Linked DNA regions of Homo sapiens: region 1 is linked to region 2. A link is a loop called in an ENCODE intact Hi-C map of the cell type or tissue named here. Cell type or tissue: transverse colon. All regions are shown on one strand. Links, peaks and the distances in the headings refer to the core of each region. The heading gives the core; the rest is flanking DNA.

Region 1 (2,905 bases), core at 164-2,663, 130 kb before region 2:
GTCCTCGAATGAATGGGACATTGATTTCCCTTCGTGCCCCCTGGATGTGCCTGCTGCAAATGTCTGCCTGCTGCCGTGAGGCGGCCTCTGGAGAATGGGCCAAGCAACAGCATTGAATGCCCTGGGGCTGCAACTGGAGGGAGGGCCTAGGCTGGGGAGGGCAACAGAATGACCAGGGGTGACCTCCTCTGGACATTTGGTGGGAGGTCAGGGTGTGATTTGCATGAGTAAAGCACCTCCTGGACCTGTAGCCCTCAGAACAAAATGGAGCCCCTGTCCTGGTTCCTGCCAGGCTGAGGATGGCTATACCCAGATGTGGGGGCCAGGGTGTCCAGTGCCCCATGGTGCTGTGGAGGCATCGGATATCTGGCTGAATGGCCTCTCTTCAGACAGGTGTCTGTGCTTGCTGTCTGAGCCTGGAGACCAGGGAGGTCATTAAGTCTGGGGGGGTGGGGCTTTTCATGCTTCATGTTCTCTCCCACTTCTCTCCTGATTTTTTTTTTCCTTAAGTTTAAAATGTATAACCAATACATTGTTGTGGTAACAGATGACACAATCCAATAATAAAGCAGTTGAGAAAATACCAAATTCACCCTTAAACACACCACGGGCACATACATACACGCTGGTTATATATTTGTTACGGATCGTTTGTCCCCTCCAAAATTCATATGCTGAAGCCCTAAGCCTTTGTGTGGGTGTATTTGAAAATGGGGCCTCAAAGGAAGAAATTAAGGTTAAGATTATAAAGGTGGGGCCCTGATCTGATAGGATTGATGTCCTTGAAAGAAGACACAAGAGCTCACTCACAGAGGCAAAGCCGGGGGAGGACACAGCATGAAGATGGCCGTCTACCAGCCAGGAAGAGCCCTCCCAGAACCCGAATTTGCTGGTACCTTGATCTTGGAATTCCCAGCCTCCACAGCTGAGAAAATAAGTTTGTTTACACAACCTAGTCTGCAGTATTTTATTGGAGCAGTCTGAGCTAAGACAACATGTGTATATAAATAAAACTAAATGGAAATATACTTTATCCTGTAACTTGCTTTTGTCAAGGCAATAGTAAACTTGTAGGCATTCATACATTCTGATGTTTTTCTTCTAATGAAACACCCAGAGACAGGTGCTGTGATACACCCTTGGTTGCGTACACACGTCTCACAGCACCCAGGAGTAACCTGTCATGTGCTCTCCTTGTCTCCTGTACATGATGCCCCTCTCCCACACTGCCTCCTTCAGGCTCTGCACCTGCGGTAATAACCCCGCAGTAGGGGGAAGCTGGGAGGAGCCCAAGTGCTTTGCAACTCTGCTACCAGTTGTCTGTTTGGCCTTGGGCCAGATGCTGCCCACCCTGGCCTGTTTCACCATCTGTGAAGACCCTTCTGTGTCTGACAGACTATGATTCAACATGCACAGGTGTGTACTTTTGAGGGTATTTCCCACAGGTGAGCTGGGCCAGCCCTGATCCTGGGGACAAGGGACTGGTGTTGAAAGCTATGTGACCATGCAGGGGCTGTGACAGAGCTCCAAGCAAGTGGGGGGAGCAGCTGGGCTCACGTCCATCTGAGACCCTGCTCAATTTGGCAGTGGCCCTGAGCGGTCCATGTTCAACCCTCATCCCTTCTGCATGTGGGGCTGGGGCTGGCACTGGGTGGGGCCCAGGGACAGAGAGGAAAGAATCTGAGGACTTGGTGTTCTAGGCCAATTCTCTTCTTTCTAGCTGTGGGACTTCTGGAAAGCCTCTCTGAGCCTCATTTACTTCCTCCTGAAAGTTGGAGCATTGGCGACGCATAATACCCAGGTAGTTATTAAATGCCTTGTTAATTGCAAGGGGCCGTTTGGCTATTTTCTTCAGTATAGAACCTCAGTGGCAGCACCATGGTCTCAGGCAGGGCCCAGCTGGCTTTGTCTCCTCCCTGCTGTGGGTCCTTCAGTAGGAACCATGATAATGGTAAGAGCCCCAAATGCTAAGTCCTCACATGCGTCAGGGACTAAGCTCAGGAAGGGGGTTGCCAGTGGGATGTCAGACAGGCTCCTGCATTCTGGGGCTTGATGCCTGACCTAAGAGGCCAGATCTATATCCTGAGTTGGCAGAGAACTGACAAGTACAAGATATGCTGTTCCAATGGCCCAGCCCTTAGAAACTCAAGGAGATGGAAGGGCACCCAGGCCAAGGAGGCTTCTCGCTGTGGGGTAACACTGAGCTAGGGCTTGAGGGACAAATAGCACTTAGACGTGGGGAAAGAAGCAGAGAGGGGGCTCCTGGTAGAGTGGGGAGGCAAGTATATCCCAGGAGGGCCTGGTGGTGGAAATGACATGGCCTGCTATTCATGCAGAGAGAAGAGAAAGGCTTGTCTCATTAAGTCCTGGTACTGTGGGGTGCCTGGGGCTTGGAGGATGAAAGCAAAACTCCCAGCTGTCCCCTGCTCCTCAGCAGGACTGTCCCTACCCCTCATGCAAAAGGACCACCCCCTGTTCCTGGGCCCTGGTCCTTTAAGCCCTTGCCTCCAGGCAGCCAGTCTACCCTACCCTGCCCTTCCCAGGGTACACGTGCAGACTCTGTCAGAACATCTCAGTCCAAGTCAGTAGAAAATGGCTAAAAAAGTGAATAATAGCAACAAAATCATGTCATTTTGAAAGATGAAAGTAAACACCAAGAGAAACAGCTATGAGCATTAGATGTGGCTGCCTCTGGGCAGCTGGACTAAGGGGCGGGGACGAGGGGGGAGCAGGGGGCCACCCCCTGGTGTGGCTCAGGGAAGGAGATTCTCATTAACTTCAACAAAAATTAACAAATCTCTCTGGTTAACCTAAATCCCTATTAGGTGGGAAGGCCATCTCTTGGTGTCCTTAGAACAAAGTTGGGTGGCAATATTATAGCTTTGTTGGGGGGGGGGTCCCTTGG
Region 2 (2,905 bases), core at 277-2,776:
GAGGGGGCTGCCCGTCCCATGCACATGCATGCCCCAAATCTCCTCTTCTCTCCACCCACAGCCCCGGCCCCATCGGCTTACTGAGAGCCTGAGTCCAGCCCTGAGGTTCAGCACAGATGACTGAGGCCCAGGAACTCAGGCCAGGGAGTCAGGGCTTGCCTGCAGGCAGCGTAGCACTTGTGCCTTTGTTTCGTGGACTGAGAACCAGAGGGAGAAATGGCTTGCCCAAGGTCCCACAGCTACTGAGTGGCGGAGGGAGGGCACTGGAGCTCACTGAGCTAAACCAAATGTCCTTTGCAACATAGTACTGCTATTGGGGTGGGGAACAGTGGCCAGAAGTGCCCATAGGCAGGCCGTGGACTTCCGGGTGGCAGCAATCAAGCCCAGCCCTAACTCGGCCCCAGCCTAGCTGCACTGGCTCCCCCGCCCAGTGGAATGCTTACTGGGAAGTGCAAAAATAGCTGCACAGTGGAGCCATGGCAGCAAGGTGAAGACGGATGGAGCGCGATGGAGAGCCGGGTGAGCGATGAGCTCATTAGGGAGGTGAGCGACGAGCCCACGCACAGGTGTTTACTTAGTGAGCGGGAGCTTGGGAGGCTGAGGACGGACCTGTGCATCTGTCCCACTCTGGCGCTTGGCTCGAGTTTTAGCCCATGATAGGCTCTAGTGTCACCAAGGACATAGGAGAGGCCTGCTCCAGCCTCACCCACCCTGGCTCTGCCCTGGGCTAGGCCTGCTGGGGCCTCTGTCACTCTGGGAACCATATGGGGAACTTCCCCACAGAGGTCAAGCATCCAGGGCTCATCCCCATGAACTTTTTCATCCTTCGTCACCCCATTCCTCATCTCTGAGGCTCTCAAACTCAGCCAGGGCCTGAAGAGCTGAGGAAGGAGCACTGTTCTGGGAGCCCAGAGTCCCAGATTTCAGGTCCGGTGCCTGGCTTCAGTCAGCACAGCACTTGACGGCTGGCAGAGATCATGCAAACAGGATCTCATCAGAACCAGACCCACACTGCGTTTTAGGCAGGTCTGGGACTGTGATCTCCATTCTAGAGACAAGGAAAGCTGAGACCCAGAAGGCGGAAGTCAGCGTGAGATGGGGCTGGGTACACACCCAGGTCTGTGGGCTTCCAGGCCAGTTCCATTTCCTCATCTGATCTCTGCTGCCATATCGCCTGCCCCTCCTGGGGCCTCAGTTTCCCCATTTACACAAGAGGGTTCCCTAAGGGAGCATCAGCTTCCCTCATCCTTCCTGTCACCAGCTCCTTGCTGACACAGCCCAGGAGAGCACAGGGCTGTCAAGAGGGTAAGGCCCCAGCCACAGCCACGGGCCCAGGATGGGCATGAAGGTGCACACAAAGGCAGGGCTGTGGGGATGCCAGTCAGCCTCCACCTGGGACCCTAGGATCTCCTGGGACTGGCCAAACAGGGGGGCCACACAGGGATGGGCTTGGGAGAGGGCAGCTAAGACCAATGGGTGAGTAGAGGCAGAGCCAGTGGGCAGAGGATCTGGGCTCTCAGCTCACAGAGGAGAGAGGAGGCGCCATCTGCCTCCCAGCTTTAAGCTTTTCTCCTTAGGGAGAGTGAGCACAAAGAGAAACCTCTCCTTTCTTCTCAGGTCTCTCATCTTGACCCTTTCCAGGTCAGGTGGGGACAGCCCGGAGTTTTGAGAGGTGGATGAACACTGGTCTGGCTGTGACAGGTGCTCCATCTGGGGCTGCTGGGGAAGGGGCAAGGCTGCCCTCCCCAAGGTAGGTTCCCTGCAGGACGGCCACCTTGCTGCCGGCAGAGCAGGAGCCTGCCTGGCTGAGAACTACCCTACTCCTGATACATGGTCCCCCTCGTCTTGTCTGTCTTTCAGACCCAAATACACGCAGACCTGGCAACAGTGAGAAACAGGACTGGCTTTCTCCTCATGGGGCCATGAAAGGGGCAGGTCTGGCTCCAGGTCACAGAGCAAGACAGTGGCAGAGGCAGGACCAGGGGATGGCCAGGACCCAGATGCTGCCTGTCCACACAGCATGCGGCAGGGACCTGGAAGGGAGCACCATGGGCTCCGCAGCCAGCTGGGCTTGGGGGCAAATCACAGCTCCTGCTTCCCCAACAGGAGGACACAGGCCAAGCTCCCTGAAGGGCGCTCCTAGAAAACAGTCCTCAGGAAAGTGTGGGAGATCACTAACTAGCACCAGTAAAGTAGTCAGGCCCACGGGGAAAGCCTTTGGAACCATCTGGAGCGATCGGAGTGAGAGAGAGAGATGGGACCACTGTTGTAAGAATAGCAGAAGGAGCCACTCATGTCGGAGAAGCCTCCCCGTGTGGAAACGACCCTTGTGTGGGTAACTCAGGGTCCCTTGGGGGCCCTCTTTCTGGGAAGAGGCTGTATTACCTTCAGTTTTCTGCTGCTGGGTCTCTGTTTCCATGATCTTTGCCATTAGAGAAATTTTACTTTCCATCAGGGACCATCTCATCGTGACCCCCCCACGTGCTAACTTCTCTGAGCCCAGTTTCCTGATGAGGCATGGGGGCCACAGGACACAGGCCTGGAAGCAGTGAGAAGCAGTTTCAAGAGGGAGTGCATCCAGGTGCAGAGATCTGGGACCGAGATCTCTTTCTTTGCCTCCCCCACTTCACCTGGGTACCCCTGTGATGGTTACTATTGAGTGTCAACTTGACTGGATTGAAGGATGCAAAGTATTGTTCCTGGGTGTGTCTGTGAGGGTGTTGCCAAAGGAGATTAACCTTTGAGTCAGTGGACTGGGAAAGGCAGACCCACCCCCAGTCTGGGTGGGCACAATCTAATCAGCTGCCAGAGTGGCCAGAATAAAAGCAGGTAGAAGAACGTGGAAATTCTAGACTGGTTTAGTCTTCCAGCCTACATCTTTCTCCCGTACTGGATGCTTCCTGCC

What was found. A loop is a pair of places that touch in the nucleus more often than their neighbours do. Peaks named below come from ENCODE experiments on the same cell type or tissue, not always from the same donor. Only the 100,000 strongest peaks of a DNase experiment are listed, where the experiment ranks them.
Region 1: it touches region 2 in a loop (1.8-fold over the local background); 3 of 110 quality-filtered maps call a loop at or near these places.

What each region holds. Positions count from the first base shown.
Region 1 is chr10:71,133,474-71,136,378 of GRCh38, reverse strand. No RefSeq gene overlaps it. Among named protein-coding and RNA genes, the nearest start is that of UNC5B, 78 kb to the left of the region's middle. In transverse colon, for the core only: no CTCF peak of the experiment used is centred there; no DNase peak of the experiment used is centred there.
Region 2 is chr10:71,003,321-71,006,225 of GRCh38, reverse strand. It overlaps LOC105378351 (a long non-coding RNA gene), which reads left to right and starts at 466. Exons shown (of 3, transcript XR_946048.4): 1 at 466-543; 2 at 1,642-1,750; 3 at 2,456-2,905. RefSeq lists an enhancer at 19-817. In transverse colon, for the core only: no CTCF peak of the experiment used is centred there; no DNase peak of the experiment used is centred there.